2 separate regions of the Mus musculus genome follow, and region 1 is linked to region 2. A link is a loop called in an ENCODE intact Hi-C map of the cell type or tissue named here. Cell type or tissue: gastrocnemius. All regions are shown on one strand. Links, peaks and the distances in the headings refer to the core of each region. The heading gives the core; the rest is flanking DNA. Region 1 holds the start of Sfswap (splicing factor SWAP). Region 2 holds the start of Ran (RAN, member RAS oncogene family).

Evidence for each region. Peaks named below come from ENCODE experiments on the same cell type or tissue, not always from the same donor. Only the 100,000 strongest peaks of a DNase experiment are listed, where the experiment ranks them.
Region 1: a loop joins it to region 2, with 5 times the contacts of the local background. A loop is called at or near these places in 5 of 42 quality-filtered maps.

What each region holds. Positions count from the first base shown.
Region 1 is chr5:129,493,794-129,509,299 of GRCm38, forward strand. Sfswap (splicing factor SWAP) reads left to right here and starts at 7,438. Exons shown (of 18, transcript NM_172276.3): 1 at 7,438-7,803; 2 at 10,190-10,359; 3 at 10,970-11,101; 4 at 13,351-13,436. The coding sequence starts at 7,586. It overlaps Gm34468 (a long non-coding RNA gene), which reads left to right. Exons shown (of 3, transcript XR_377099.3): 2 at 1,420-1,509; 3 at 3,511-3,624. Gm40332 (a long non-coding RNA gene) reads right to left here and starts at 7,433. Exons shown (of 3, transcript XR_868547.2): 1 at 7,309-7,433; 2 at 6,727-6,761; 3 at 6,457-6,555. Gm40333 (a long non-coding RNA gene) reads right to left here and starts at 701. Exons shown (of 2, transcript XR_868549.2): 1 at 530-701; 2 at 80-292. In gastrocnemius, for the core only: a CTCF peak has its summit at 7,214; DNase peaks (open chromatin) are centred at 7,255, 7,403, 8,010 and 10,239; H3K4me3 peaks cover 2,575 bases; H3K27ac peaks cover 1,740 bases.
Region 2 is chr5:129,014,011-129,029,516 of GRCm38, forward strand. Ran (RAN, member RAS oncogene family) reads left to right here and starts at 6,146. Exons shown (of 7, transcript NM_009391.3): 1 at 6,146-6,268; 2 at 6,518-6,564; 3 at 6,674-6,758; 4 at 6,856-6,981; 5 at 7,993-8,180; 6 at 8,365-8,535; 7 at 8,764-10,311. The coding sequence starts at 6,529. The coding sequence ends at 8,808. In gastrocnemius, for the core only: a CTCF peak has its summit at 6,453; DNase peaks (open chromatin) are centred at 5,037, 5,751, 6,089 and 6,866; H3K4me3 peaks cover 2,577 bases; H3K27ac peaks cover 2,048 bases.

The sequences.
Region 1 (15,506 bases), core at 3,296-11,295, 480 kb after region 2:
AATTGATAAGGGCACTGTGGTTGGTATCGGGGTCCAGGCTGAGTTATCAGAGGAAGAATCTGATCAGAGGAACCCAGGAGAAGTTGCAGCCCCATTTGGTTCATTGGTCATATGGAGGACAGTGTCATGTCTGCCTTTGTCCTCACTCAGGGCTGGAGAGGGTGGAGCCGGTGCTGAGGACTCTCCTTGTCACCCTCTCGTAGTTCACAGGGGCTAGTTTGGGGTCTTCGTTCCTGTAGCTTTAGCTGTTATTAGGCATTTAGGGTCTGGATCTGTCCGAGTTTTTGTCGATCTGGGAAGAGAAGAATCGCAACTGAGGAATTGCCTCACCCCCCCCCCCCATTGGATTGGCTTATGGGCATGTGTGTGGGATATTTTCCCGATTGTGATTTGATGGAGGGAGGTCTACACACTGTGTGATTTGATGGAGGGAGGTCTACACACTGTGGGCCATGCCATTCCTGAGCATGAGAACGTAACCTGTATAATATTTTGAACTTGAACTAGGCATCAAGCCAGAAAGCAGTACCTCTCCACCATCTCTGTTTCCGTCCCTGCCTGGCTTGAGTTCCTGCCATTCCCTCCCATAATTCCTTAGGCTTGTGGTGTTTACCATAGCAACAGAAAGCAATCTAGGATGGGATCTGAAGCTCAGGGGCTGACGTTTTGGTTCCCACTGTGGTGACGGTCTTAGCTAGCTGGGGTTCTGGCCCTATTGGTGGATTAATCCATTGATGGATTCATAGCTTAACTGTGGGCTGCTGGGAGATGGAGGATGCTTTGGGAAGTGAGGCCTAATAGGAAAAAGTAGGCCATGTGGATTAAGGGAGATAGTTTGTTTCCACTCCATCCCTGTGTTCCTCCCTTCCTCCCTCTATCCCGCGAAGTGAGCGGCTCTGACCCTTCCCACACCCTCTCTGCTTTAATGGTCTCTCCACTGCCCAGAAACAATGGACCAAGTAGCCATGAACCGAAACCTCCAAACTATGAGCCCCTTCCTACCCAAAGGCATTTTATCACAGCTATGGGAAGCTGCACATCACAGAGGAAAGGTCTCCAGGGGAGCCTGAGGCATGACCAGGCATTCTCAATTCATAATCCGGCACTGGCCCTAAATTTGAGACTGTCTCGTCTGAAGCTACACCTGGCTATATGATGAGATGGGGAGTGGGGGAGGGGCAGGGCAGTCGGGTCCATTTGGAGAACCAAGTGGCAATCTTGCTATTGGCCCTTATGTGTAAGGGCAAGCCAATTATAAATTCCCTAGGGACCCGCAGTCTCCAAGACACATTTGATCCAAGACTTGCAGGTCACAGCATCTCTCTCAGCCACCTGGGCTTTTCCCCTCCACCTCTGCTATATAAGTAATGGCGCTTCTTTTATGATCTGACATGAATTTAATTCTCTCTGTGCTTCCAGCTCTGGTATTGCAGCTAAGTTGGAAAGGGGCCAAGGGGTTCATATAATCCCGTCAGCAAAAGCAGAAGATGCAGCCTCTCACAGAACCCGGTAAGTGCCTCAGACAACTTCCTTCAGGTGAAAATGAGGTTCTTGGCTTTGCCCTAGAAAAGGATGTCTAGTGTGAAGCAGAGATGGAATTTATTAAGAAAGGGGAGGCAGGGGCAGGTGAATCTCTGAGTTCGAGGCCACTCTGGTCTAGAGAGTAAGTTCTAAAAGAGCCAAGGCTACACAGAGAAACCCTGTCTCAAGAAGAAAGAAGAAAAGAAAAAGGAAAAGGGAAAAAGGAAAAGAGATGTCTTTAGGGGCTGGGGATATGGCTCAGTGGGTAAATTGCCTGTGGTGCAAGCCTAAAGATCTGAGGCTGGATCTCTAGAACCCATGTCAAGCCAGATGTAGTAGCACTAGTCTGTAAGCCCAGTACTTCAATGAGGAGATGAGAGGCAGAGGCAGCTAAATCTCCTGAGGTGCACAGCTGGCTAGCCTGGTTTGTGTCATAGTGAACAAAAGACCCTATGTCAATCAGGATAGAAGATGAGGACTAAACACCCAAGGTTGTCCTCTGACTTCTAGACTCACGCACATGCATACATATCACACACACACACACACACACACACACACACACACACACAAACACGAGTGGAAGTGGGGAATGTTTTAGAATGGATTTGAAATGGTGTGGACCTGTCATGAGAAAGCTACCCTTGACTGTCTTCACATTGGCTGTGAATACCGTCTTACTGACTTCTGAAAGTTACAAGTTACATCGTTCAAAGAACTGTTGAAAAACAATTGTTACTATTTCCACAAATGAGACCATGGAGTGGTTTCTGAGGGGTACTGGACAGGACTGCAGGCCCACAGGTTAAAAACAAGTCAAAAGAGCCAAGGAACCAGGCAGTGGTGGTGCACGCCTTTAATCCCAGCACTTGGGAGGCAGAGGCACGTGGATTTCTGAGTTTGAGACCAGCCTGGTCTACAGAGTGAGTTCCAGGACAGCCAGGGCTACACAGAGAAACCCTGTCTGGGGAAAAAAAAAAAGCAAAAAAAGAATCAAGGAAACTCTTCTTATAGGTAGGATGAAAGGATGTTAAGATGTGTTTTGACTGTGAATGAGCTTCCTACTCTTGTTGGTTAGATTCTCAAAATAATAATAATAATAATAATAATAATTTAGATAAGGAAGGAGGAAGGCTGAGATTTCACGAAGTTCCAATAACTCAGCAGACCATCTTGCAGGTCAGACTGAAGCCAAGTAGTTTTTTTGTTTTTTTGTTTTTTTTTAATTTCATTTTATTTTAGTGTTTGTTTTTAGTTTTTGGAGACGGTTTCTTTGTGTAGCTCTGGCTGTCCTGGAACTTACAGACCAAGCTGGCCTTGAACTCACAGAGATCGGATTGCCTCAGAGTTCTGGATTAAAGGTGTGTGCTGCCACCACCCAGCTAGGACTGCTTAATTGTGCATTCTTCTTCCCTTCGATTTAAACCTAAACTTCCTGCCAGTGGCCCAAAGATGGAGTGGGTGGGTGATACTTAATACTGACGGACAACTTGGTAGGCTCTTTAGTGGCCTGGAAGACAAGCCTCTATGAATGCCTGGATAACTGAAGTGAGAAACCCCAGCTTCCCTGTCTGTGGGTGGCACTATCCCCACGGGCTGGGGTCCCGGACTTCATAAAATGGAGAAAGTGAGCTGAGCACAGACTTACCTTTCTACCAGCCCCTCCCCGTCAGCGGCTCCTGAACTTAAGGAACAGCATTGGTGGAAGGGCTCTCTAACAGGTCTGAACGGCAAACGTGGCTGCACCTGTAGGTCTTGCCCACCCACCTTCCTTCTCCCCTGCTAAAGCATTAGATTACATTTCTGGAGCTAGCCACCAAGGTCTGTTCTTTTATTTGGCCATTTCCCCATGCTTGACTAAACCACCAAGGTCCTGCTGCAATCAAAATTCATTATTTGACTACACTGGATAACATGTTCAATCAGGATTTACCATGCTAACACAGACTTCTCTTTCTCTCTCTCTCCTTTTGAAAACCATGCCTGCAGAAACACTCGTTGCTGTCTTGTCTGACCCAAAGGCAACCTCCATCTCATCCCCACCCCGAAGACACGATTGCCCCTCCAGAGTAATAAATGTCTGTTGTGCTGAGAATCTGGTGTCTGGATGTGCTCTGTGCTGACTCCGAGGCCCCCTTACACTCACTGGGGATAAGGAGAAGGAAGGAAATTTAAACATAGTTGTTAGGACCTAAAAATTGTTGTTGTTATTATTCTTTCCCTGAGGCTTAGAGCTCTCAGAAAAGTGAGGGAAAGGCAGGAGGGAGGCGAAATTAATTGTGAAGATTTGAGATAAGCTCCTGTCTTTACCTCAGAAATAAAATTCTCCTTTGCCAGCCAGTGAACAGCCACTGCCTCTGGCTGGGTTCCATTTCATTCATCTCTAAACTGAGCTGTCAAAATGCCACGCTGAGGAAGCGAAGCCTGGGACACACTGCAACCAAGGCACTTTTATTTTAAGGTGGTTATTTTATTTAAGATGGTGGGCGTTTGTGGTGATGCAGGTTTCTGAAGGCTGGGGCGGGAAGATCAAGGTCACCCTAGGCTATTTTCGTCGAGACCTCCATCTCAACCAAACAGCAAAACAGGATGTTGGGACTTAACTGAAGTGCTCGACTAGCATGCACAAAACTCTGGGTTAGAGCTCCCTGCCCCAACACCATAGGTCAAGATCCCTTTGGAGGGGTCGAATGACCCTTTCACAAGGGTTGCCTAAGACCATCAGAAAAAACAGATAATTCTATTACGATTCTTAACAGTAGCAAGATTACAGGTATGAAGTAGCAACAAAAAATAATTACATGGTTGGGGGGTCACCACAACATGAGGAACTGTATTAAAGGATCCAAGTGATAGGAAGGTTTAGAAGCATTGACATGCTTCACTGCATCTGTACTTTTTGATGTCAGAAGGTCACCTATGTATATACCAAGCTTCCTTTGAAATAGGTGACAGGTGGCACATTCCGGAGAGAAGCAGCCTTAGCAAGCTCTAAGGGCGTTGTTTAATCTGGGTGCCTCTCAAGTTGGTGTTAAACCCAAGTATAGGGCTAGGGATACAGTTCCATTTGTAAAGTGCCTGCCTAGGACATATGAGGCTCTGGGTTCCATCCACAGAACCGTATAACCAGGCGCACTCCTATAATAGCAGCACTCAGGAAGTAGATGCAGGAAGATCGGAAGTTCAAGGTAATCCTTGGCTACATAGCAAGTTTGAGGCCAGCCTGGGCTACATGAGATTCTGTCTCGAAAAAAAAAAAAAGCTTCGAAGCTGCAGTTTGCCCATGGAACTTGTAGTTCTTATGTACACATCAACTATGTGTACCACTAGACAGAGTTCCAACCTCCTTGGATCAAGACTAATCTATGAGTCCAGGTCTTCTTGGTAATTTTACATACTAGAGGTTTTCTGATAAAGCCAGCCAGGATCCCGGAAGATAAAAACAGGGCAGTTTCTGTTGAGATTTCTATATTAGCTTGTAACTTTCCCCTGTCCAAATGAACAAACAAACAAACAAACAAACTCAGAGAACACAACATAAACAGGGCAGTTTCTGTTGAGATTTCTATATTAGCTTGTAACTTTCCCCTGTCCAAATAAATAAATAAACTCAGAGAACACAACATAAATTGTGGGACTTGATCCAGGAGGGCTTGCCAGTGGTGGCTTCCAGGGTCCCGGAAGATAAAAACAGGGCAGTTTCTGTTGAGATTTCTATATTAGTTTGTAACTTTCCCCTGTTCAAATAAACAAATAAATAAATAAATAAATAAACTCAGAGAACACAACATAAATTGTGGGACTCGATCCAGGAGGGCTTGCCAGTGGTGGCTTCCAAACACAGAAGCCACAGAGGCCACAACAGCTCAAAGTGGGGTTCATTCTGTGTGTGCTAGCTAGCAGTATGTCTCAAACGGGTGAAGCAGAAAACACTCATGCAACAAGCTACAAGAAAGCAAATTTATTTTCCACAAATAAAGCCCACAGGACAACACAAGCCTAGATCGCATTGTGAGCCAGTCAGCCAGAGAGCAAGCCAGGCAGTAGTGGCGCACGCCTTTGATCCTAGCACTTGGGAGGCAGAGGCAGGCGGATTTCTGAGTTCGAGGCCAGCCTGGTCTACAGAATAAACTCAAGGACAGCCAGGGCTACACAGAGAAACCCTGTCTCGAAAAAAATTTAAAAAAAGGACCAGAGAGCAAGCCGCCTGGGGCAAGAAGTAACAGTGTATGCACCAGCTATATCACAGATGTATGTGGTCCCAAAAGGCAGCCTGCAGGTCTTTACCTAGGGGATCATAAGTCACTGACTTATAGTGTAAAAGGGCATTGGGTTCTTAGGGAAGACTTAGATGAAATTCAAATAGCCTGTATGGGGGTCAGAGAACAACACTGGATGTCATTTCTCAAGTGCCATCTCAAGTACATCTAGTGTAATATAGGGCCTTTCACTGGCCTAGAACTCACCAAGTAAAGCAGGTTAGATGGCCATGGAACCCAACACCTCAACCTGTCTCTACTTCTAGAGCACAAGGATTATAAGCAATCGCCATCACACCCAGTACTTTTTGCATGGGTTCTGGCAATCAAACTCAGGTGCTCATGTGCGTAAGGCAAGCACTTATCAACTGAGACATCTCTGCTGGTGTGTGTGTGTGTGCGCTGAGTTACTTTACATTAAAAAAAAATCATTAAATGAATTTTGGCTTGAGGTTAAGACAAAAATTCCAACCGTTTCTTTTTTTTTTTTCCCAACTGTTTCAAAAGTAGACACAAACATTTCTGCAAAGCAACCTTCTCCACATCATAACTATTTTACTTAGTATTCGTTCTGGTGTACTATGTACATGTCTGTATGTGTGTGTGCACGTGTGTACACAAATGCATATGGAGGCCAGAGGTCAACATCAGTTGTTTTTCTAAATCACTATCCACTTTTTAAAAACCTAAGTTATTTGGGGAGGGAGGGGGGTGTCCGTGGCTGAGAAGTTCTTCTCTCCTTCCATCCAGTCGGACTTGATCTAACTCGAGTCGCCTACACATATACACACAAAATAAGTAAAAATTAAAAAAAAAATTAAAGTTAAATGTCACCCCGGGGCACTAAGCAAGACCCTATCTTGAAACTAAAACAAAAAGGGCTGCAGATATAACTCAATGATAGTGTTTTACCTAGCAATGATATAACTCAATGATAGTGTTTTACCTAGCAATGGTGAGGCCCTGGGTCCATGTTCAGAACTGAAAGGGGGAAAAAGAAAATCAAGCATCTGGGTCAGACACCAGAAAAAACTGCAGCCCTGCAGACCTCACGTCGATAATACTAGCATCTTAACTGAGCTAGGACAGTCAGAGTTCGAGTCTAATTTGGATCACAGTGACATCCTGTATTTTAAAAAGGGAAAGGGAAAGAATCTGCTCCCCAGAAGGAAACAACCCGTAGCGCTGTCTCCTAGCTGGAGTCTTTCTCCGCCACTGAAGCCCGTAGCCACTGAAAGCCCGCCACTCCGAATATTTAGGGCTCACAAGTCCTGGAAACGCCCTCAGTCAGGCGGCCAGGGCTAGGCTTCCTAGTGATCTAAAAATCGGGCTGTTAGAAAGGAGCAAACTGTCTCACTAGGACGGCAAAGACGCGTTCCCAACAAGATCCCCACTTGTCTCCACACCTGGCGGCCGCCCTCCAACGACAGTAGAAGTTGGCGCGCGGCCACCAACCGCGCTTTCGTCACATCCTAGGAGGCCTCCAAAAAATGGCAGAAATAAATTTCTTTCCATAAACACAACTTACCATCGCAAGATCAAGTTGGACAACGAAAACTAACATCTACTTAATTTTTTAGCGGCTCAAACAGCTTGCGGACGTGGCGAATCTACCACTCTCACCTCCGGAAAGAGCGGGTTTCCTACCGGAAGTTGCGTCTCCTCCATTTTGTGGCTCGCTATGGCGGCTGTGTTGAAGTTGCGAAGAGGATGCGGCGCCTGTGACTGAGTGGGTAGGCCAGGCGAGGCATCGGGGACGTTGTTCGGCCCAGCAGCAGACCGTCCCGGACGTCGGGGACGCTGTCATGTACGGTGCCGGCGGGGGCCGTGCCAAGCCGGAGAGGAAAGGCGGAGTGAAGGAGGAGGCCGGGCCGGGCGGCACCGGCACTGGGGGCAACCGGGTGGAGCTTCTGGTTTTCGGCTATGCCTGCAAGTTGTTCCGCGACGACGAGCGGGCTTTGGCCCAGGAACAGGGACAGCACCTCATCCCCTGGATGGGGGACCCCAAGATCCTCATCGACAGGTCGGTTCCTCCCCCCACCCGTCGACCCTCCCCTCCCTCGCCCGCTTGATTTCGCCTGATGTTGACTTGATGGCCGGGACCGAAAAAGGGGGTTTTGCGGAGCCCGGGGACTCGGGGGGCCTCCCTGCCCCCCACGTTCCCCGGCGTCCGGGGGGAGGGGACGGTGAAACCGGCCCTAAGGCTCCGGCCAGAGCTGGCGCCTCCCCGTCGCCGGAGGGATCGACTCTGCTCCCACAACCCCTCGAGCCCGGGCTGCCGCTGGCGACTCAGCGCGGGTGGAAGCTGTCCGGGGCCCGCCCGCCCGCGCCGTGGGGCGGGTGCCGCTGTCCCTCCGCTGGCTGTGCGGGGAGGGAGTCCGGGAGTGCGCTTTTGTTCCTCCGAAGCGCCGCACGCCGAGGCCCGTGGGTAGAAGCTTCTTTTGGACCCCCCAACCCCGTGAGGTAGCCTGAACCGTCTCTGGCCGGCTTGACTTTTGGCGTCCGGGCGAGCCCTTCCCCGCGGTTATTGCGACCATTTGCCCAACCGCGGTAGTGGGTGAAGTTGCTGTCTTGTTGGAAGCCGGTCGACCCGTGCGGACCTTGCTCTTAGGGGGTAGCGTTCTTAGAGCTGGTTTCACTGTTTTCTAAAGCCGAAGGGTGGAGCTGGGTTTATACCTTTGTGTTGGTTCTTTTCAAATCACACCCACTGAAGGGTGCCTGGAGTTGAGGGTAAAGGGGTGGGAACGTGAATTTCTGATGGTGTTTGATTTGAAAAGGATGGCATTACATGATTGGGTGTTTTGCTCCCCACCTCTCTCCTCATTTTTTCCATCTCTCTTTCTTTCTCCACCATCCCGGGTTTGGGTATTTGTCCTTCCGTTGGGCGATATTGCTTCTGGGCCCAGGACTAACTGTGAGCAACCATTAAGCTGTGGCGTGGTTTTCTCCAAGTGAAGTAAACCCATCGTTTGAGACAAGTAAAACTGGATGCTGCAAAGACTTGGAACTTGCATGACTGTAGGGATTACCTGTGAGCTGGCCAGAACGGACACGGTTAATGACCAGTAGGCCTTTCCGATCCCTTACGTCTCCATTTGGGGAGAGATCTAGGAAGAAAGGACTTGTGAAGGGAGTGTTGCCTATCAGATCGGCTCTGGATCTGATGGTCCACTCTGCTGGAAGGTGCTATGCCTTTGAACCTCGCTCGGTTGATAGCCAGTGATGCTGCTTCCCAGGCACTCGTGGGGATGTGTACTGTCAAAAGTTGGGCAAATGCTGAAACCTCTACTCCGTATGCAGTTTCCATATCATTCTGTGCATGATATGAGTTAGACCTCCCAAAACCGGTGGGGAGCAAACACCACACATGTATATGTGTAATATTTGAAAATAATACATTTGTAAGTTAAGGAGGTTTACATCAAAGTTAAGCAGATTTTGATAATAAAATGAAACCGTTGGGGTTCCCAGGAAATTTTGGCCTTTTTCCTGTGGTGTATGTTTTCCTTCCTTAATTTGGTCTCCATCACAAAAGTCAACATTAATATATCATGCCAACTTTGGTTTGTCACTCCGAATTCACCTGTGCAACCTAAATTTGAGATTTAAATTGTTGTCTGGCAGCTGTACAGTGACAGCATCTCCATTGAGTCTTATGTTCAAACATAGCAGAACGTGCTCCTTATTCCTAAGTTGGTAAAGTGCCCATTGGTCTGCAACGATGTGTCTTCATCCTGGGACTTAAAGTTAAAGGGACATACTGATGCTGCGCCTTCCGATGGTTTTGCCGTGTTTGCAGTGAACCTCCTTAAACTGCATGTATATGTCACTGTTCCTTTGTATGTGTGTCTCTCTACCACATAACCCAGCACTTCTCTCCTCAGCCAAGTGGCTAGGGGCAAGCCTAGCCAAGATTTTACCTCCAATGGACGCAAGTTTCTTTGGTGAAGATCTCTCCTGAGAGTTCGGGACTAGCAGGAAGAAGCGAGGAAATTTCGCCCGTTTGGTTCTGTCGGATAGGTATTTATGGACTCGGTCTGTGTGAATGTAAGCTGTAATATTTAACTACTGAGAACAGATATTTTTTTTGCAAGTGGCATTGAATGGTTGACCAAAGCATACATGGTAAGAACTGCTAGCAAGGGGGTACGTTTTCTGCTCTAAAGGATTGTCTGCCTTTAGCTCTAAGTTCTGTTGTGCTGTAGAGAGGTGCTTAGATTTTGTTATGATTACTCCAGTTTAAAAGTAGGAGAGAGATGACTAGGCATATTAAGTATAAATCTGAAGCTTTGCATTTGTTTTAATATTTTTATTTCATTAGTTTAATTGGTAAGTATGTGCATAGAGTGTCACACACAACCAGCATGGGTGTAGACTTCCCTCCAGTGACCAGCCTGTTCACATTACAGATACGACGGGCGTGGTCACCTGCATGACCTCTCTGCGTACGATGCTGAGTACGCCACGTGGAACCGAGACTACCAGCTGTCTGAAGAGGAGGCTCGGGTAGAGGCGCTGTGTGATGAAGAGAGGTATTTAGCCTTGCATACGGACTTGCTTGAGGAGGAGGCAAGGCAAGGTACTGCTCAAGAAAGACTTACTTCAGCCACACCTTTTTAAAATTTTAAGTATTTAAAAAGTTACTCCCGTTCATTTTTATACTCACTCTTTCTGATATTATCTTGACAGTACCCAGTGGATTGGAAAAACAGGAGTCTTTGCGTTCTGAGAGGACCTCAGGATAGTTTATATGTAGAGCCACAGAGAATTTTCCCAGCTTTTGAGGGCAGACTGGGATTTGAAAAAACACAAAAACAAAAAACCAAAAAACAAAACTCTTTAACTGTTCTTCTTTAACAGTGTTGTATGAATTAAAGTCGATGTTCTTGTCTTTGCCTTAGTGATCTTTAATACAGTTCTTAATCCCAAAGTTTCCTCAGCAGGAAGAAATTTCCCATAAAAGACGTGTATTCTTCTATCTGTGGGTAAACACACACTGGCAAAAACTACGTGCCAATAGATACCAAGTGTCATTTCCAGAAACGTTTTCTCCTCAAAAAAAAAAAAAAATTGAAAAATATTTGAAAAAGTGTATTGTATGGTTCACTGATAGCTGCACTCTAGAAGTGTATGAAGTTTTTCTCAGTAAACTTCCATTTTTGTTAATAAGAGTCTCATTTTTATTCAAGAGGAAGAATACAAAAGATTGAGTGAAGCGCTGGCGGAGGATGGAAACTACAGTGCCGTAGGGTTCACTTACGGCAGCGACTATTATGACCCGTCAGAGCCCACGGAAGAGGAGGAGCCTTCGAAGCAGAGAGGTGAGGGGAAGGAAGGCCTGTCCCTGGTGGGCAGTGACCACAGCACCACCGTTTGGGACACTAGTGAGGGCCCTTTTTTTTTCTCGTCTTTTTCGAGATAGGGTTTCTCTGTGCAGTCCTGGAACTCACTCTGTAGACCAGGCTGGCCTCAAACTCAGAATCCCACCTGCCTCTGCCTCCCAAGTGCTGGGATCAAAGGTGTACGCCACCACTGCCCGGCTTGGGCCCTTTTCTTATTGGAGCAAAGCTAGAGACTAGGCGCTGAGCTGTGAGTAGAGTGGAGAGACAGGACCTCTGATTTTGATTAGTTGCCTGGACCCAGTGGCTTCTCGCCTGCTCCTCTTAGGGTGAATCTCACTGAGTTCCCCATCATGGGATCCTGCTTCTGCACTGAACACACATTCTTCCTGTCTTAGTCATCGTGTCTTGACCAAGGCAGCTCTTAGAAGAGAAAGCAGTGAGCTGGGGCTAGCTTATAACGTCAGAGGCTTTTAATTCATTATCATCACGATGGGGAGCACGTCGGCATGCAGACAGATGGGCAATGGCTGAGAAGGACTCCTTAGGCTGAGAGAGACAGAGAGACTCTGGGCTAGGCATGGGCTTTTGTAACTTCACACCCCACCACCGGTGACACTCTTCTTCCAACAAGACCACGGCTGCTAATCCTAGTAATTCTTTGAAACGTTATAGGGAGTGACTTTAAGCCCCTTTCTGGTGACTAAGCATTCAGATACATTCGCCTATGGAGGCCATTCTTATTCTGACCACCACACTTCCATAGTGTCAGTGTCCATTCTGGGGACATCTGCAAGTCAGTTTTGCCTAGCAGTTGTTAATATTCCTTTGTCTCCTATGAATCTCTTCTGCATATCCTGTTTCCAGCAGAAGCATCCAGTGGAAAGACACCTAATGGGCTTGTTGACACTAAAGAAAAGACGAGACTGTTAGTATAACATTAAAGTTTGAAGTCCGTGCTCTCCCTAGGCTAATGTGGCACCTTTGGAAAACAATGCTGCCAAAACCTCCAAGCACTTAGAGTGTAAGCAGAGCCCTTCTGTGAGCTCTGAGGTCATCATTGTCACATTAGCGGTTCTCAGTGATGTGAGCTTCAGAACCCACGCAGTGACTCCCACAAGTTGTTCTCTGACCTCCACACATGTGCAGCCACACACAAAAGAATGTAATTTTAAAAGTAAATAAATTGGTAAAGATTCAGTTGGCTATTGAGGTGTATTAGTACCTTAGAATTCAGAAAAGATATAGCAGAAGATGTTAAATGGACAACAATAAAAAGAGATTTTAAAATGTGTCTTGATTACTCTTTTAAAAGAGAGTGGTTTGCTTGGGTAGAGATGATTTGATTTATAGTTTGGTGATCAGGATTGATTTGGGGGGGCTTTGGCTATTACCTCTGTTACTATCTGGGACCCACAGAAATAGTTGGAGGTGGTTTTGACACCAGTTTAATGCATCTGTCTTAAACAAGGGCTTGGGAGAGGCAGACATAGCTCAGAGGTAGAGAAGAGCTAGGCTTTATCCCCAGCATGCTAAGAAAATTACCCAGTTAGCACAGAGCAGACTGAGATACTATGTGTGTAGTAACGTCAGAGGACTTTAATGACTTTAAGGTCACTCATCAGGGGTCTGTGGAAGTTGGTAGAAGCAGTAGATGCACATCCATGGGGAGCCATGTAAAAACTGGAAAGTGACAACAGGTGCAGCCATGGGCGGTGGGAGGTAGAGTAAGAGCCCCTGTTCAGTAGCCTGAAGACTGCAGAAACAACCTAGAGCTTCTGTCTCAAGTGGAAGGCAAGAGCTAACACCCAAGCTTGTCCCCTGATGTTCCCATATGCACTGTGGCAAGCCCGTGCTCACATTTAGACACACAATTACTGAGTGTCTGCTAAGCTGAAAGCATTGTGCTCTGGGGGAGGTGGCCATGTAAAGTTAGCTCCCTTACACCAGGGAAGTGAGCTGGGCTTCACTAAAGCACAGAGACAGGTGTAAGAGAAGCCTATGCCCAGAATCCTGCCTGTTGTTGCATCTCCCCCCACCTCTTTGGAATCCGTGAATGGTGCTCTTCAAAGGGTGGATCAGGAGCTGGAAGAAGGGATTTCTAGAAGGAGTAGTGTACCAGTACAGAGTCAGGAAAAGCCCACACTATCTTTGCTTGCTGTTGGTTGGTTATCATACTGAAGTTCTTCTTCTTCTTCTTTTTTTTTTTTTTTTTTTTTTTTTTGTAACAGAAAAAAATGAGGCTGAAAACTTGGAAGAAAATGAAGAACCTTTCATCGCCCCTTTAGGATTAAGCGTCCCGTCTGATGTGGAGCTGGTATGTGTGCCTCCCCACTGGCCTTGTTTATTGCTGTTCACCATGGTGCATGAGAGTGTGGAGTAAAACACAGCCAGCCGCTGTTTAGATGCTCTGTGCTGCAAGATCATTTGTGAGTTGTATGTAAAAGAGCACAGCCCACTTACCTCTAAAGAAAAATGGACATTAGGTGTGGGGTTGCGCAGCTGTTGTCTTAGAGCTTGAGAGGCTAAGGCAGGAGGATCGCAAGTCCCAAGCTAGCCCAAGTGCTCCAGGCTGGGACCCTATCTCCGAAAACGAGAAGGAGGGCTGGAGAGATGGCTCAGTAATAGATTGCTTTCTGACCCTGGTTCTGTTCCAGATGAACTCAGGGGTTCAGGGACTCCATGCACTCAATCCTCTTCAAGCCCCTGCACACACAGTACAGATAACTTCATGAAGGCACACACGCATACACATAATACTTTTAAAGAATGTATGTTTTAGAACAAGAAAAGGAAGGGCAAGGGAAGAAGAGAGGAAAGGCAGCAGCTAGCGCACCAGAGAGTTGTGTGGAGTCTGTGTGGAGTTCGGTGGGGATCTCTAGGGTCCAGCTAAGATGCCGCCATTTACATACCGATGTGGAAACGGTTGTGCTGGAGCAGTCTTGAGGTTAGCAAAGTTCTGGCTTTGTCTGCTGTGAGTTGTAGAGGCACTTGCTCTTTACTGCACATTCACTGGACACTCTTGGGTCCATGTGACATGTCCTGGCTGCCCTCCCATGGATGAGGAAAGCAGAGAGAGGGCTCTGAATGCACCTGCCTGTCTCTGTTGAGGCTCCAGTTTGGTGTTTCATCTGACAAGCTGTTTCACCAGTCTCCTTTTAAATTAGGATTGAAACTGAGCCTCCTGTAACCCAGGCTGGCCTCAGGCTGAGTGTGTAGCTAAGATTGGCCTTGAACTCCTGATCCTCTCTCCTCCACTCCCACAAGTGCTGCGGTGACAGGCATGTGCCTCCAGTCCATTGTTTATAAGTCATGTTTGGAAAGGGTTCCTGAGGGTCCATGCCAGGAAAATGTGTCTTCTTTGACATTATTTTCACTCAGTAGCAAGTGTTGAAGGTATAACTGTTGGAGGTTTTGTGGTTGGCAGTGTAAATTGTCAGGTGGACAGGAGACACCATGACCCACCCACAGTCCCCCCGACACTCTCCTCCCTGGTGTGGCCACCCTCAGTCAGCGTGGACGTGAGGCTCTTGCTCTTTTCCTGAATCCTGGGAGGGAAGGTGGTGCCTTGCCCTCCTTTGGATGTCTTTCAAATCCGGGTAGAAATTTCTGTGCTTACTCTTAGGTTTGTTTCCCTGTTTCCTTCTTGTAACTCTTTTGCTTTGGTGAGAGCTGAAAATGTTTACCTGAGGAGTTAATATCCTAAGTTTTACAGTGACACATATTTTTGGGTTCTTGTTTTTGTTTTTGTTTTTTTTAAGATTCATTTTAAATTATACATGTCTGTGGGGATTTGTGCACATGAGTGCAGGTTCCCTCAGAAGCCAGAAGAGGGTGTGAAATTCCCTGGAACTGGAGTTGCCTAATATGGATGGGTGTTGGACATCAAGCATGGCTCCCTGGAAGAGCAGAAAGAGTTCTTAATCAATAAGCCATCTTTCCATTCCATATTCTGATATGTACTACGTCTGCAGTTCCAAAGCAGACTATTTTACATTAGAGGCCCATTGAAATTGAGCCTAAAGAACCATTTGCTATATTACCTATATTTTATACTAAACACATTTATTTACGATTAACTGTGTATTCAGGTACTTAAGGAGGCCAGAAGGAAAGAGTTACAGGCAAATGTGAGCCTGAAGGTGCTGGGACTTGATCTTGGATCTTCTTCAAGAACAGTATGTGCTCTTGATGCTGAACCATTTCTCCTACCTTTGACCTATCTTTTGAGACAGGTTCAATTATATTACCTTATGTTGGCCTCACACTTGGGGTCATCTTTTATCTCACAAATGTGAGGTGGGGTGTGGGTATGTGTACATAATGTACTTCTGCAAGTAGAGACTATAGGTCACCCTCAGTTCAGAAACCATTCACGATATTTTGA
Region 2 (15,506 bases), core at 3,444-11,443:
GGCTAGCTCAGGTCTAAAGTCAGCTGGGATCCAGTACAGTTGAAGCCACACAGCATGCAGGTTAGATACAGTTTGGGGCACATTTTGCCTCTGCACAAGCCTAAATCACTGAAGAGATGAAGCCAGGGTACACTGATATATCTCTTCGTTTTGCTTTTTGGGAAAAGTTTCGTGACAAGGCCAAGTGGTCACGTGTTGTGTAGGGCCACACTTTCCCTTTAGAAAAAGCCAAGCATCTGAGAAGTTACTGATACTCATCCCCACGAGAATAAAATGGGAAATGTCTTACAGTTTCTTACTCCTTTGCTTTTTTGTTTTGTACTATCAAGGCCAACTGAGGATCTAGTCTTTAGAGGCCAGCAAGTACTTTTGAGACAGGGTTTCTCTGTATAGCCCTGGCTGTCCTGGAACTCACTCTGTAGACCAGGCAGGCCTCGAACTCAGAAATCCGACTGCCTCTGCCTCCCAAGTGCTGGGATTAAAGGCGTGCGCCACCACCGCCCAGCTTCTTACTCCTTTGCAAAGGCAACAAATTTGACAGAGACTGCACAAACAGAAAATACTGGTCCTGCATTTGATAACTTCGTAATGATATCATCTCTGATTTGTAAAAGTTCCAATCGTGTGTGCATTTAGATCACCATCATCTTTTATTTTGATCCCCATGGATGCTGACCAAGTACTTATCCATGAAGCACCCTCCTAGCTTTGAATCACCATGCTTCCTACTAGACCACGGCTCTGCTATTTCTGAGTGCTCACTGTACATTCAGAAGGAGCTGAAGGTACAGTTGGTGGTTCAAAGACTACTGAGTGAGTGTGCGTTGTGTTCAGGGCTCTGTGGACCATGCTGTGCAGTGAGAATTTGGGGTCCTTAAAAAAATCCAGTTAGGTTATGTGAAAATATTTTTGTTTTAATCCCAGATGTGAGAAAAGAGGCTGCTTCACAGCAGGTGGTTATGATCTGACTCGTGCACTTGCAGGGGAGTGATTTTTTTATTTTATTTTATTTTATTTTAATTAATTAATTAATTTATTTATTTTTTGCCGGCTGCAGATAGTTTAATTCTGAAGATAGTTTAATGGGAGAGCCCTGGGAAGGTCTGAGGAGGCTGTTAGGTCCCTGCTGCTCCTGGTTTCTGTTGTTGCTGTTTGACGATTGGATTTACCTCAAAGAATCACTCCTAATCAGCAGGAAGTAGTCTTTTTTGTTGGCTGAAAGATATCTATACCCACTTTCCCTTCTAACCTCCTTTCTCTCCTACCTAGTGTTAGGAAGGTTGGGAGGGACTAGGGTGTAATAAGTTTAGAAAGAAGGTAGAGATATAATAATCTAATAAAATAGCTTTAAAAAAAATCACACCAAGCCAGGCAGTGGTGGTGCATGCCTTTAATCCCAGGACTCGAGAGGCAGAGGCAGGCAGATTTTTGAGTTCGAGGCCAGCCTAGTCTACAGAGTGAGTTCTAGGACAGCTAGGGCTACACAGAGAAACCCTATCTCAAAAAACCAACAAAATAAAAATAAATAAATAAATAAATAATCACGGCAACAATGTGCTGACTATGAAAGACTGGTCCCGGTATTTCCAGTTATGTGCTTTGGGAAGACGAGTAGGTGCTTTGATGATCGGGGAAAGCCTGGGTGTGAGACTGTAACTGGGCAGTATATTCAGGCTGGGCCATTCAAGGAGAGGAGCCTGTTAGGCCAGGGGGTGGGGGTTGGGGGCAGCCTTTAGACAGAGAGTAAGTGCAAAGGCCTTGGAACAAGAGCAAGCTTGGCTGCAATAAGACTCAGAAAGGTCATGAAGGCCTCCAAAGAGTAACGGGGAGAGAAGAGGAACAGGGGAGGAGGGAGGAGGGAGAGACATGAGGTAGGGTACCTAGAGTGAGAAGGAATGGCTGGAGGAGGGTGTGGGGTGGGTTTATAAAGGTTGTCCTGTGCCTTTAAAGTCTTTTATTTTATTTATTTATTTATTTATTTATTTATTTATTTATTTATTATATGTAAGTACACTGTAGCTGTCTTCAGATACCCCAGAAGAGGGCATCAGATCTCACTGTGGATGGTTGTGAGCCACCATGTGGTTGCTGGGATTTGAACTCAGGACCTTTGGAAGAGCAGTCAGTGCTCTTACCCGCTGAGCCATCCAGCCTGCCTTTGAAGTTTTGATGGTGGTCACACCAGTACTCCTATGGTATTACTATTCAAGCTGCACGTCCAGAAGTTAATTACAAGGACATATTGGACACCATCCAGATGGAGGTTCTGTCAGCTTTCGGCTGCCATCCAACCTATGCCTGGAGATATCACCCTGTGGTAAGAAAGCTTTGAAGCTTTGACACTCACGGGTTTAAAGGATTCAGCCTGGGGTCAGTTAGCTAGTCCATTGCGTTGGGCCTGTGGGCAGGCAACAAATCATGGCAGGAACATAGGATAGAAAAAAAAACCAACCAACCAAACAAACAAACAAACAAAAAACAGAACAAGCAGAACTAAAAAAAAAAAACCTTAGCTCATGGCGAGAAAGAGAAAGAGAAAGAGAAAGAGAAAGAGAAAGAGAAAGAGAAAGAGAAAGAGGAAGAGAAAGAGAGAAAGAGAAAGAGACTAGGGCCCCATAGTTCCTGTGAAGTGTGTAACTCCCACAACCTCAAGCCCCTCTCTAGGCAACATAGTATCTTAATATCTCCACCACATCTCCTTATTGCCAGGCCGAGGTGAAGCCTTTAACACAGGGCCTATGAGGGACACTCTATATTCAAGCAACAGCAGGGATGTCCTGCAAAATGAGTGATCCAACATATACCCTGCAGGTGTCAAGGGACTGCTTAGATTCAAAGACACAAGGGGACCTGAGGACCAAAGCAACAGGGAACTCTGGGATGGGTCCCAGACATGGTGTTGATGTCACAAATGGGATTAAGTTCTAAAGATTAGGAAACAAAATAAAAAATGTTAAACTCAAGGTATTGGTCAGGATTCCAAAGTTGTGTAGCCAAATGACCTTAGTTTTAAAAAATACATTTGGGACTGTAGAGGTGACTCGGTCGTTAAGAGTACTACCTGCTCTTCCAGAGGACCTGGGTTCAATTCCCAGCACCTACAAGACAGCTCACAACTATTCTGTAATTCCAGTTCCATGGGATCCAACACCATCATACAGACATTCAGGCAAAACTACTAGTACATAGGAAATAAAAATAAATCATTTAGAAAAAAAGAAATACACACAAACATTGTGTACCCTACACCCTCAAACATTACAGAGGAAGTATCATACATAAACAACAGGTCTTGATTCTTAAAAAATTTTCTTAAATTGATTTCTTAAAATACACAGGTATGTATTTGTATTTATTTATTTGTGTGTGTGTGTAGCATTGTATTAGGACCTTTGGGTGGCTTAGGGGGTAAAACTGCCATGCCTGACTCCCTGAGTTCAATCCTCAGGACCCATATGATGGAAGGAGAGAACTGATCTCAGTGTTGTCCTCTGACCTATTCACGCAGTGCAAATAAACAGATGCTTAAAACAATGCACTAGTCAGGGTTCTCTAGAGGAACAGAACCAATAAAATGTGTGTGTGTGTGTGTGTGTGTGTGTGTGTGTGTGTGTGTGTGTGTTTTCAAATGGACTACAGAATATGGGTTAGGTGGCCCAACAATGGTTACCTAAATGTTGGAGAGCCTGAGGAACCAGGAACTGTTCGGTCCATAAGGCTGAATGCCTTAGGAATCCCAATGGTCCATGGTGGAAGCTGAAGATGTTGAGTTTGATGCCAGCTGAGTACAACAGCTGCAGCAATGAGAGAGACATACTCAGCAGCAGGAAGGAAGGGGAAGCAGGGTTGCTTTCTCCTAGGACCTCTCTATCTGGACCACTTAGGGAAGATGTTGCCTACCCTGGAGGAGAGTCCTCCTACCTCATTTAATGGCCTCCTGGAAATGCCCTGATGACCTATAGAGAGGCATGTCCCTTAGTTAATTCTACCTTCAATCAAGTTGACCACAGATATTAACCAACCAGATATACATGTATACCTTAAGAGGAAGAAAGTGGACAATAAGACATATGAAAGAGCAGGCGTGTTAGCAACTCCTCTTGCCCCTGTGACCAAAAATACTGGAAAGAATCAAGTGTGGAGAAAGGACTTACCTTGGTTCATGGCGGATACAGTTTATCATAGTAGGATGGTATGGCTTCGGTCTCATTCCATGGTGGTGGGAGCTCACACTACAGGATATACTCTTTAAGGCTGACACCCCACCCCCCACCCCCCAGTCACTCACTAGGTCACAAGTCTAAAACAGCATGGTTGGTGGGGGATGAAATATCCAACACAGGAGAGATCTCAAATTCAAATTATACTAAAGATTTGGGGTTTTAGAAGAAAATACAATTAGCTATTTTTCTCATCGCTAGACAAAAATACTTGATAAAAAGCAACTTTTGGCTAGTTTCTTTTTGGCTCACAATTCCAATGGTACAATTTATTACATCTGCAGAAGATGGAAGGCATAATGGTGAGAGTGTGAGGTGGCTGGTTACATTGTATCCACAGTCAGGAAGCAGAGAGACCGATGCTGGTCTCCATTTTGTTCAGTCTAGGGTACTGCCCAGGTTCAGTTAAACCTCTCTGTGAGTACAAGAGACACACCCTTCACAACCCTAAATCCAGTAGACTAACCATCACAAGCTACAATCCCTTCCGCAACAGCAACTTTCCCCCCAAGGCTGTACAAATAGCCTGTCTATAGCTGTCTCCCGACCAACACCCACACCCCCAGTACTCATACATGTTAAGTTTTAAAGTTCAGGCTAAGAATAGGTTTGCAGTTCACGTTGGATGGCAAAGAAAATGCTGTAAACCAGGCAGCAGTGGGCAGTCCAGACAGTGCTTGCAGGGAGAGCTGCGCCTATGCCCGCTTGAGTGTATTCTCTTGTTTCCCTCGGCTTCTTAGGATGAGGTTCTTTGTAAGTTCTAAGCGTGGGCCAGTTAGTAACACAAACCAGGCCACCAGATGATGCGGTTCGGCAGGCTGGTTGCCAGGACAAGTAAGTTCATGATAAGTTTTCTCGGGGAGAGGGTCACTGGTGATGTCACCACCCAGCACCAGGTGCTACATTGTATCAACAATCTACCAAACTGGAACTAGGCGGGTTGACCGTTTTTCTCCTAAACTCTGTTTGATCTCCACCTCCTGTTATATCCTCTATTGAATACAGCTCACAGCATAGCCCCTTGTAGCCGACTTGTTACATATACTCCAAAATATAGTAACTTTGTATTTATATAAATATGTAACTGACGTTCCATTAAACATACTATGTTAACGTTATGTTATAGTTTTTGTGCACACTTTCCCACCTGTCTTCTACCTAAGTTGCCCAGGCTAGCCTTGGAACCCTAAGGCCTGTGCTGGCTCCTTTTAGATTGCATAGTACAAAGTAACAGCAGGGCCCCCAAGCTCTGGTCATCAGAGATACATTTTCCATTTCCCCAGCAGCATCTGTATTTGCTGGTCAATTGCTGCTCAGGAGGGAGCCAGGGTAGGGTATCTTCTGCGAGACAGATTACTCAGACCACGCAACAGAGGAAGGGCCCTGGGATGCTGAACGCCTGGACTAACTGCATCCGGTCCCATCCTCCCAGGAAGGCCAGGCCGTGTCCATGCCGGGCACGCATGGCTGACGCAAGCCGGGCCTCGGGCGCGCGCACCCTCATTCATTCCCTCCATTCATTCTGCAGACGGCGGCCGCGCACACTTAGCGATCGCCCGCCCGCGAGATCCCCGGTGCCTGTGGACACAGGACTTGGGGACGAAGGTCGGGCGGTGCCCGCTGAGCGGCAGCGAGCGACCGAGAAGCAGCACCCGCCTTTCCCGCCCACGAGGCCCCTGGCTAGGCCGCCGCCCGCGTAACGCGCGGCCTCCCGCAGCCAGCGCATGCGCGTGGCAGCCCGCGCTCAGCGCCGGCTCCCGCGGGCCCTTCACGGTCCGCGTGCGTGCGCGTCCCCGCTCGGCCGGCCCACGTGACCCGCCGCCCCTCTCCCGCCCTGGGCGCTCCGAGGGCCCCCGGCCGAGTCGGACGGCTCCAGCGGACGTGCGCGTGCACGCGCGCCGCGTGGTTGGGCGCGGCGCCGTTGCTCCGCCCTCTCCCGGCTCCTCCCCCCCTCCGCGCGCCGGCGTCCGCTGCGTCTCCGGCATTTGAATCGCGCTTCCGCCATCTTTCCAGCTCCAGTCGGACAGGCGCGGAGACTCTTCTGGAAGGTAGCGTCGAGGCCGGGAGGGTGCGGGCGCGGGCGCGGGCGGTGACCGGAGGGTTTGGGTGTCCTTCGGGTGGGCGCGGGGCGGCGCTGGCGACGAGGCGAGGCGAGGCGGACGGGCAGCGCCCTGGGCTTTTTCAGCCCGCTTCCCTTCCCCCCACCGTCTCACGCCGCGTCCCCGCCTTCCCGCGCGCTCTTCCCGGCCGCGGCCTTTGTGGGGCGCACGTGCCGCAGCCGCTCTCTCTCCCCGCAGGATCCGCCGCGATGGCCGCCCAGGGAGAGCCGCAGGTCCAGTTCAAGGTGCGTGTGCGGCCGCACGGGGGCCCTCGGAGGGCGAGCGAGCGGGGAGGTCGGGAGGGGACGGCATGGCGGGGACCGCTCACGCCGCCGCCTCGTCTCTTGAATCTAGCTCGTCCTGGTGGGCGACGGCGGCACCGGGAAGACAACCTTCGTGAAGCGCCACTTGACGGGCGAGTTTGAGAAGAAGTATGTAGGTAGGTGCGGCCGGGGGTGCTTCACGGCAGCGAGGCCTCCGGGGGAAGGCGGCGGGCAGTGCACGGCTGACCCCTTCTGCCGCCCTGTTCCCCGCAGCCACCCTGGGCGTGGAGGTGCACCCGCTCGTCTTCCATACCAACAGAGGACCCATCAAGTTCAACGTGTGGGACACGGCCGGCCAGGAGAAGTTCGGGGGCCTGCGCGATGGCTACTACATCCAAGGTGAGGGGGGCCTTGCGGAAGTGGGCCCAGGCCCTCGGACATGTGCTTGGGGTATGAGCCGGAGAGCCAGCCGTTGCCGGGTGACTAAGGAGAGGGGACAGAAATCTCTTGGAGGGAGGCGACCTGGTTGGAGTGGATAGGAGATTTTTTTTTTCTTTTATAAGAATCGTCCGTGGTGTCGTTTGATCATATGCTGTGTCATGCTAGGCATTGATTTGGGGCAAACTGTGTGGCTTCAGAACTTAGTAGGAGACTAAGCTATTGGGAAAGCTCCCGGGTCACTTTTTGGTTTTCGAAACTTGAATTAAGGGCTACACGCAGTAGCTTACCCGTGATTATTCCCATCATTAAAATAAGTAGTGAGCATTTGCCCCAAGATACTAAACCTCTAGCCCCTCCTGGAGCCAGGCCCTCTCTCACACGTGAAACCTGCCGCCTCATGGAAACTGTACTTTTACTTTTCTCCTTGAAAGTAATCGAAAAAGCTTAGTGGGGAAAGAGTCTGTTGGTGTTTAAAGACGAATGAATATCCTTGTGATCTTACTAGCATGATGAGAAAATTCGTTCTTTGGCTTCTTCGCATGTAAAGGCAAAGGGGTGTTTATAACCGGGGTTAACTTTTTAACCAAAAAAATGGGGATGCTCACGTGCTTCCTCTTAAACTGTATCCTCACCATCCCTGCAGGGTAGGTTATAGAAACCTGGGCTCAGATTTTAGAAGACTGGTGTTTGAACTTTGATGAACTTTGATGGGCCAGCAGTTGGTAGTTAGTGATTAGGTGCCTTGAGGAGAAGAAGGTAGTTGATAGAGTGAATTGGTCTTGACTTTTGGAGTTTTCATTTGAAGAGGAATTGGAGTCAGTGTGCCATGTTTTACCATCTAACTTTTTAGTGGGGGACAGGGAGGACTTTTGAATGGAGTGGGTTGATGGGTGATCCAGAGTCAGGCCCAAGATGATGACTGAGTCCTGCAGTAGACTAAGACACTCTACTGTCTCCAATGTTTTTCAGCCCAGTGTGCCATTATAATGTTTGATGTAACCTCAAGAGTTACTTACAAGAATGTACCTAACTGGCATAGAGATCTGGTACGAGTGTGTGAAAACATCCCCATTGTATTGTGTGGCAACAAAGTGGATATTAAAGACAGGAAAGTGAAGGCAAAATCTATTGTCTTCCACCGGAAGAAGAATCTTCAGGTACGTTCTAATTTCTCGGTTCATTCTTAGAGAAGATTGTATATAAGGTACCCGTATATGTTCTATATTAAAAATTGGTCAGAGGGTTTTAATGTGGATTATAAAATGTCTTTGTTTAGAATGTCCTGGAATGGAGATTATTAATAGAATCATTAAGCATACATTCCTTTTTCTTTTAAAACAGTACTATGACATTTCTGCCAAAAGTAACTACAACTTTGAAAAGCCTTTCCTCTGGCTTGCCAGAAAGCTCATTGGAGATCCTAACTTGGAGTTTGTTGCCATGCCTGCTCTTGCCCCACCTGAGGTGGTCATGGACCCAGCTTTGGCAGCACAGTACGAGCATGATTTAGAGGTATTTGTTCTTTTTTTACAGTGTTTTGTTTTCGTGTGTGTGTGTGCACTTTGCCTAGTTTCTGCAGAGGTTGGCATTGGATCTGCCCAGACATGTGGGGTGCTAGGAATCAAGCTCCGGTCATTAGAAGAGCTGGCTGTGCGCACTTAACCAGTCCTGGTGGTGCTCGGCCTGACTTGGTAATGGTAGTTCTGATCTGCACTGTTTTGTTTTTGTTTGTTGCTCCAGGTTGCTCAGACGACTGCTCTCCCAGATGAGGATGATGACCTGTGAGAAAGTGAAGCTGGAGCCCTGCGTCAGAAGTCTAGTTTTATAGGCAACTGTCCTGTGATGTCAGCGGTGCAGCGCGTGTGCCACCTTATTTAGCTAAGCAGATCGTGTACTTCATTGGGATGCTGAAGGAGATGAATGGGCTTCGAGTGAATGTGGCAGTTAAACATACCTTCATTTTTTGGACTTGCATATTTAGCTGTTTGGAACAGAGTTGTTTCCTTTCTGAATTTCAAAGATAAGACTGCTGCAGTCCCATCGCAATATCCAGTGGGGAAATCTTGTTTGTTACTGTCATTCCCATTCTTTTCGTTTAGAATCAGAATAAAGTTGTATTTCAAATAATCTAAACAAGTGAATCATCCCTTGCTTATTAAAGCCACTAACACGAGGGAGCTTGTGCCATATTATAGTTTAAAATGCTTCTGCTATTACCTGAGGTCTATTCAGTTATGTTCTCCTTGTGCCTACCTTCATAAACATTTAGATTGTCTGTGACTCAGCTAGGATGATATCTGCCCTACCTGCATTTAGCCAGGTAGTTTAACCTAAGAGAAGACCTTGTGTAAAACTAAAGATTTAAGTATGTACGCATCAGATGTTTAAGGATTGCAGTTGACAATTTCTGTAACCTAGGCCTTCAGAAGTTAGAACTGCAGTTGACGGACGGAAGCTTGAGGGTTTTCTGAGATGGACTACATTTCTTCATTTCCATGTCTAATGTTGGTTCTCTAAGATGTCCTCTGCTTTCAAATATTGGCTCCTATATTGAGTGGTAGTCTCAGGAGGTAGAGGCAGGAGGATCTCTTGAGTTTGCCCCCAACCTTAGTCTACAGAGCAAGTTCCAGGACTGAGAGACCTGTCTCAAAAAATTCATGGTAGGCTGTTACAGTATTACAGCAGCTGATCTTTTTTTTCTCCCACGGGGTTTATATAGGTTGTGCAGGAGAGGAAATGCTAGGGCTACTGCCACTGAGGAGTAGGGTGGGCTTCTCTGATGTGATAGTGTTAGTTGAGACTTAGGTGTGTGATCCCGGCACAACTGTGTTGCTCAGATGTATTTACAGCAAGCCATTCCGTGTGCTCTGCTGGTCCAGTCTACCAAAGTTCCTAGAAGGGTGGATACCTTCACATAGTTGTTGGTGTTTGTTTTGTTTTGTTTTTTTCTCCCCAAAGAAGGTAGATGACTTAAATACAGTGGGGAAGGTGGAAGGAACTCATACTGTGCATTCTAGCTTCAGCAGACTGATTGCAAGACTCAAATTTGATGTATGTGCTATGCTATGATCAGGTGAAGACCCTCTCCCCTGACTGGGATGAAACCTCATTTAGATGTCTTGAATTAATACATTGTGTGTAAACCTGGTATAGAATGTAGAACCTTTATGACTTTCTGATTTTTGTAACAGTTAAATGTGGGAGCTGCTTACGTGTGTTTAACCAGAGTGCAGAGATTTACATTATTTATTGGAAGAACTTAAATATATATCATTTCTGCTTTGCCTCAGTTTTCTGAGTCATCTCTAGTATTTGCTGTAGGAGTTGTGAATAACATTTTTTTTTTAAGATTTGAAGTTTGATCTGCCAAATAGCGAGTTCTCTCCAGTTTTTACAAGTAGGGGAAATCTCCCCCCTCCCTTAAAAAAGCATCCTTGAATAGATGGCTCCTTACTAATCATTTATTACCCAGCAGTTATGGCTGATTGAAGCAGTGTCACCAACAGAGAAGCTGGGGTCTGGCATTTGAGAAACAGCTTTATTCTGTGGGCTTTGGATTTAAAAAAATTTTTTTTATGTATAGGATACACTAGCTGTCTTCAGACACACCAGAAGAGGGCATCTGATCCTATTACAGATGGTTATGAGCCACCATGTGGTTGCTGGGAATTGAACTCTAGAAGAGCAGTCAGTGCACTTATCAGTTGAGCTATCTCTAGCCCCCATTTTTTTGTTTTTAATCAGTTTATAACCTGATTGAAACCCTCACTTCCTCTCACGTCAGAGAAGGTGAAGGCCCCCCACCCCCTTAAGCACCAACCCTCCCTGCTACATAGAGTCAGGACTAAGCACATCTCCCACTGGCCGGACAAAGCAGCCCAGCTAGGGGATAGTGATCCAAGGGCAGACAAGACTCAATCCCCCCTCCAATTGTTAGGGAATTCACATGAAGACCCAAGATACGCAATTGTTAGCAATTGTTACATATGTGTAAGGGGCCTAGGTCCAGCCCACACATGCTCTGGTTGGTGGTTCAGTCTCTCTGAGTCCCCATGGGCCCAGGTTAGTTTACTTTAGGTCTGAGATGATCCCTTCAGCTCCCTCAGCCACTTGCCTAAGACTCCCCTAGCTCCACCTGCTGTTTGACTGTGGGTCTCTGCATGTTTCCATCGTTGCTAGATGAAGCTTCTCAGAAGACAGTTAACTCAGGCTCCTGTCTGCAAGCATAGAAGAGTGTCATTAGCAGTGTCCCTGGTTGGCTCTTGTGGGATGGGTTTCAAGTTGGGCCAGTCATTAGTTGGCTGTTCCCTCAGTTTCTATGGGTCGCTGGCTCCCTCCACTGCAATTCCTGTCCTGCCTGGCTATCAGAGGTGGCTACTTGGGTTTTCTTATACCAACATGAATTGCTTGCTTTGGTAGATGGCAGCCAGGGACATACAGGTAAGACCCTGGTTTGAGTTGAGTTTGTGGATGTGTACTGAGTTGACTGTCAGCCGTGAGGAGTATAGTTGCTTACCCAGTTGAAGCAGCACTGTGTCAAATCCTCACTGCCCTGGAAGCAATACTGTCTGTCGGGCTTGTCCCGGCACCTTTTAACTCTGAAGCTCAAGATGTAGCTGGCAGTGAAAGGCACCTAACCCTGTAGATAATGGCTCTCGTTCATAGCTAGCAGAGCCACATTACAGCTGCTAGGAACCCTCCTGCCCTTCTTCATCCTGCCACATACTAACTCAGCATCTTAGCCTGTTTCTACTAATGGGTCCCTGATAGAGACCTGTTGTTACTGGATCCCTAAAACTGACCAGATTCACTAGGCCCCTCCCGGCCCCAGAAAGCAATAAAAGCTGACAGTACTCAGAGGGAAGGAAGCTGAGCTAAAAAGACTCTCAAGCCACACCAGCTGCCTGGGAGGAGCAGAAACCAGCCAAGCTGTCTAGAAGAGGTTGACTGAGATACCTGGGAAAGGTATCTCAGCCTATTGATCCTTACAGGCTGTGCAGTTGCTCCAGGTGCCCAGTCTTGTGAGCCATGTCACCCATGTTGGAGTGAGCTTTGGCGATGCAGTTGTCCAAGTCATTTCTGCTCTTGTAGTAACCCCAAGAAAACTTTATTAGTTCAAGTTGGTCTCTGGTGTAAATCCTGTAAAATTGGGTCTGCTGTGGATTCCATAGTTGGAGTGCGTAGCTGTGTGTGTTACATCTCCTCCAGGAAAAGTTCTGTCCTCCAACAGGCTGTACCAAGTGGTTATGTGAAGATGACCAGGCCCTCTGCTGGCAATCTTCCAGGCACAGTAAATGGACTCCCAAGACTGTGAGGAAAGGGTGTTTGCAGCAGAATCCTAGAGTCAGCCTGGACCAGTAAGCTAGTAGCCGGTTTGTGAGTAACATTTGCTTTTTAGCATCCCTGACATAGCTGAGCCCTTCTCCCATGCTTTCTGACCAGGGAGGAATAGTCTGCTGATACTTTCTTGTGACCTTGCAAATGCTTACTCAAAAGGCAAGGGACCAGCCAGACGGCTCAGCAGGCAAAGGTGCATGCTGCCAAGGCTGGGTACCTGAGTTCAATCCTCATATCCCACAAGTGCAGAGAACCATCTCCTGAAAGCTGTCCTCTGGCTTCTAGGCACACACTATAGCCACCCCCCTCCACCCCCCTCCCCCACTTAGATAAATGTAATAATAAAACTGATTTCAAAAGAGATGAAATTGTACTACAATTCTGGTTTTTGTTGTTGTTGTTTTTAAGATTTATTTATCTATTATATGTAAGTACACTGTTGCTGTCTTCAGACGCACCAGAAGGGGGCATCAGATCTCATTATGGTTGTGAGCCACCATGTGGTTGCTGGGAATTCAACTCAGGACCTTTGGAAGGGCAGTCAGTGCTCTTAACCTCTAAGCCATCTCTCCAGCCCCACAATTCTGTTTTATTTGTTATTTATTTATTTATTTATTTTAAAGATTTATTTATTATATATAAGTACACTGTAGCTGTTTTTAGACACACCAGTAGAGGGTGTCAGATCTCATTACGGATAGTTGTAAACCACCATGTGGTTGCTGGGATTTGAACTCAGGACCTTCGGAAGAGCAGTCAGTGCTCTTAACTACTGAGCCATCTCTCCAGCCCCTTGTTTTTATTTTTACGTAGCCTTTCCCAACTAGTCACCCATAGCATGCATAGACCATGGATCCATGTGACCAGTTCTGTAAATCTGGCCAAGTGTCTTAGTTAGGGTTTTACTGCTGTGAACTGACACTATGACCAAGGCAAGTCTTTTAAGGACAACATTTAATTGGGGCTGGCTTACACTTTCAGAGGTTCAGTCCATTATCATCCAGGTGGGAGCATTGCAGCATCTAGGCAGGCATGGTACAGGCAGAGCTGAGAGTTTAACATCTTTATCTGAAGGCAGCTAGCAGAATACTGGCTTCCAGGCAGCTAAAAAGAGGGTCTTAAAGTCCACACCCACAGTGACACACCTACTCAAACAGGGCCACATCTTCTAATAGTGCCACTCCCTGGACTGAGCATATACAAACCATAACATTCCACTCCCTGGTCCCCAGTGACTTGTTCAAACATATGAGTTTATGGGGGCCACACCTAAACCTAGCATAACGTAAAATATATTTAGTCCAACTTCAAAAGTTCCCATAGTCTATAGCAGACTCAACAATGTTAAAAGTCCAAAGCCTCTTCTGACATTCATCCAATCACTTAACTGTAATCCCCAAAGCAAGACAGAAAACCAGCTAGGCAAACTCCAAACTCTGCATCTCCATGTCTGATGTCAAAGCAGTGTTCAGATCTCCAACTCCGTTTTCATCTTTGTTGACTGCAACAAACTTCTTTCTCCTGGGCTGGTTCTACACCGTTAGCAGCTTTCCTCAGCAGATAGCTCTGGCATCTCAAACATCTTGGGGTCTCCAAGGCAACTTCAATGTTCCAGCTTCTTGTTTCAATGTCTGGGAGCCACACATGATCTTCTGGGCTCCTCCCAAGGGCTGGCATCACTTCTCCAGCTTTGCCTTCTGTAGCACTCTAAATTCAGGTTGACTCCACTCCACTGCTTATGCTGTTCTTGTGATCATCCCATGGTACTGGCATCTCCAATATGCTGGGGTCTTCTGCTGCAACTAGGCTTCACCAACAAATAACCTTTCATAGGCTCCCTTTCATGGTGCCAAGCCTCAAATCCTTTGCATGGCTCCTTCAGTCCTGGACCATCAACAGTAACTGAGGCTGCACCTTCACCAATGGCTTTCCATGGCCTCTCACAGTGCCAAGCCTCAGCTGCTCTTCATAACCCTTTCATGCCTTTAAAAGCAGTACCACCTGGGTGATTCTTATACATTACCAAGTACAACTGCAGTATGAGGTACAACCTTGGCTATCTCTGGAACACAGTTTCTTTGTGCTCTCAGAAAACACTTCCCAGAAGATTTCACCTCAGTGATGCTAGTCTCTTCTTTTTTGGGGGGGAGGGGTCGGGGGGTCGAGACAGGGTTTCTCTGTATAGCCCTGGCTGTCCTGGAACTCACTTTGTAGACCAGGCTGGCCTCGAACTCAGAAATCTGCCTCCTGAGTGCTGGGATTAAAGGCGTATGCCACCACACCCGGCTGCTAGTCTCTTCTTAATCACTGCTAATTTCTTAGCTCCAGCTAACCAGCATCAGTTGTCCCAGTAGTCCCTTCTATTCTGGTCAGAGCCACATGGCCAAAGCTACCGAGTTCTGCAGCTTGCTGAGGCTGGAACGTGGCCCCCTTGTTCTATTACGTTATCACTAGCTTTCTGTTTTCTAGTTCCTTCACTGTGTAAGCTTGGCTGTCCTGGAACTTGCTCTATAGACGACTTTGAAGAGATCTGCATGCCTGTCTCCTATGCACTGGGGTTAAAGGTGTGGTCCACCAAGCCTGAATTCAAGTTGTTCTTCACCTAGAACTTGCTCTGTTCTAGGCTGGCCTTGAACTCAGAGATCTGCTTGTCTTTGCCTCCTTGGATTAAAGGCTTATACTACCATGCCTGGACCTACATTTAGCTGGGTGGGATCTTGTCCCAGGTTACTACTCCCTTAATTCAATTTAATATCCTTAAATACAGGATTCAGTTCCATTTTACTTCCTGGTGCCTCTTTAATACTTAGCCATATATTTTGTATTTTTTTCCTTTCTAAGCTTGCTACACTTGTCTAAAATGCTCTTCCCGAGACTTAACCAGAGAACAAAGTCTCAGCTGGGCTTTTTTTGTCATTGCAATTAATCTGAGTCTTCACCTTCGTTAGCCTCAGGCCTCCTTTGAGCTCTGCTTTGTCACAGACAGCTTTCACTGTAGCTCACCTCTTCTGATGAATGAACCAAGAACCTTGGTTGGGTTAGGTCAGTGGTTCTCAACCTGTGGGTCACAACCCCCTGGGGATCAAACAGTCCTTTCACGGGGGTGGGGGTGGCCTTAAGACCATCAGTAAACCCAGTACTTACAT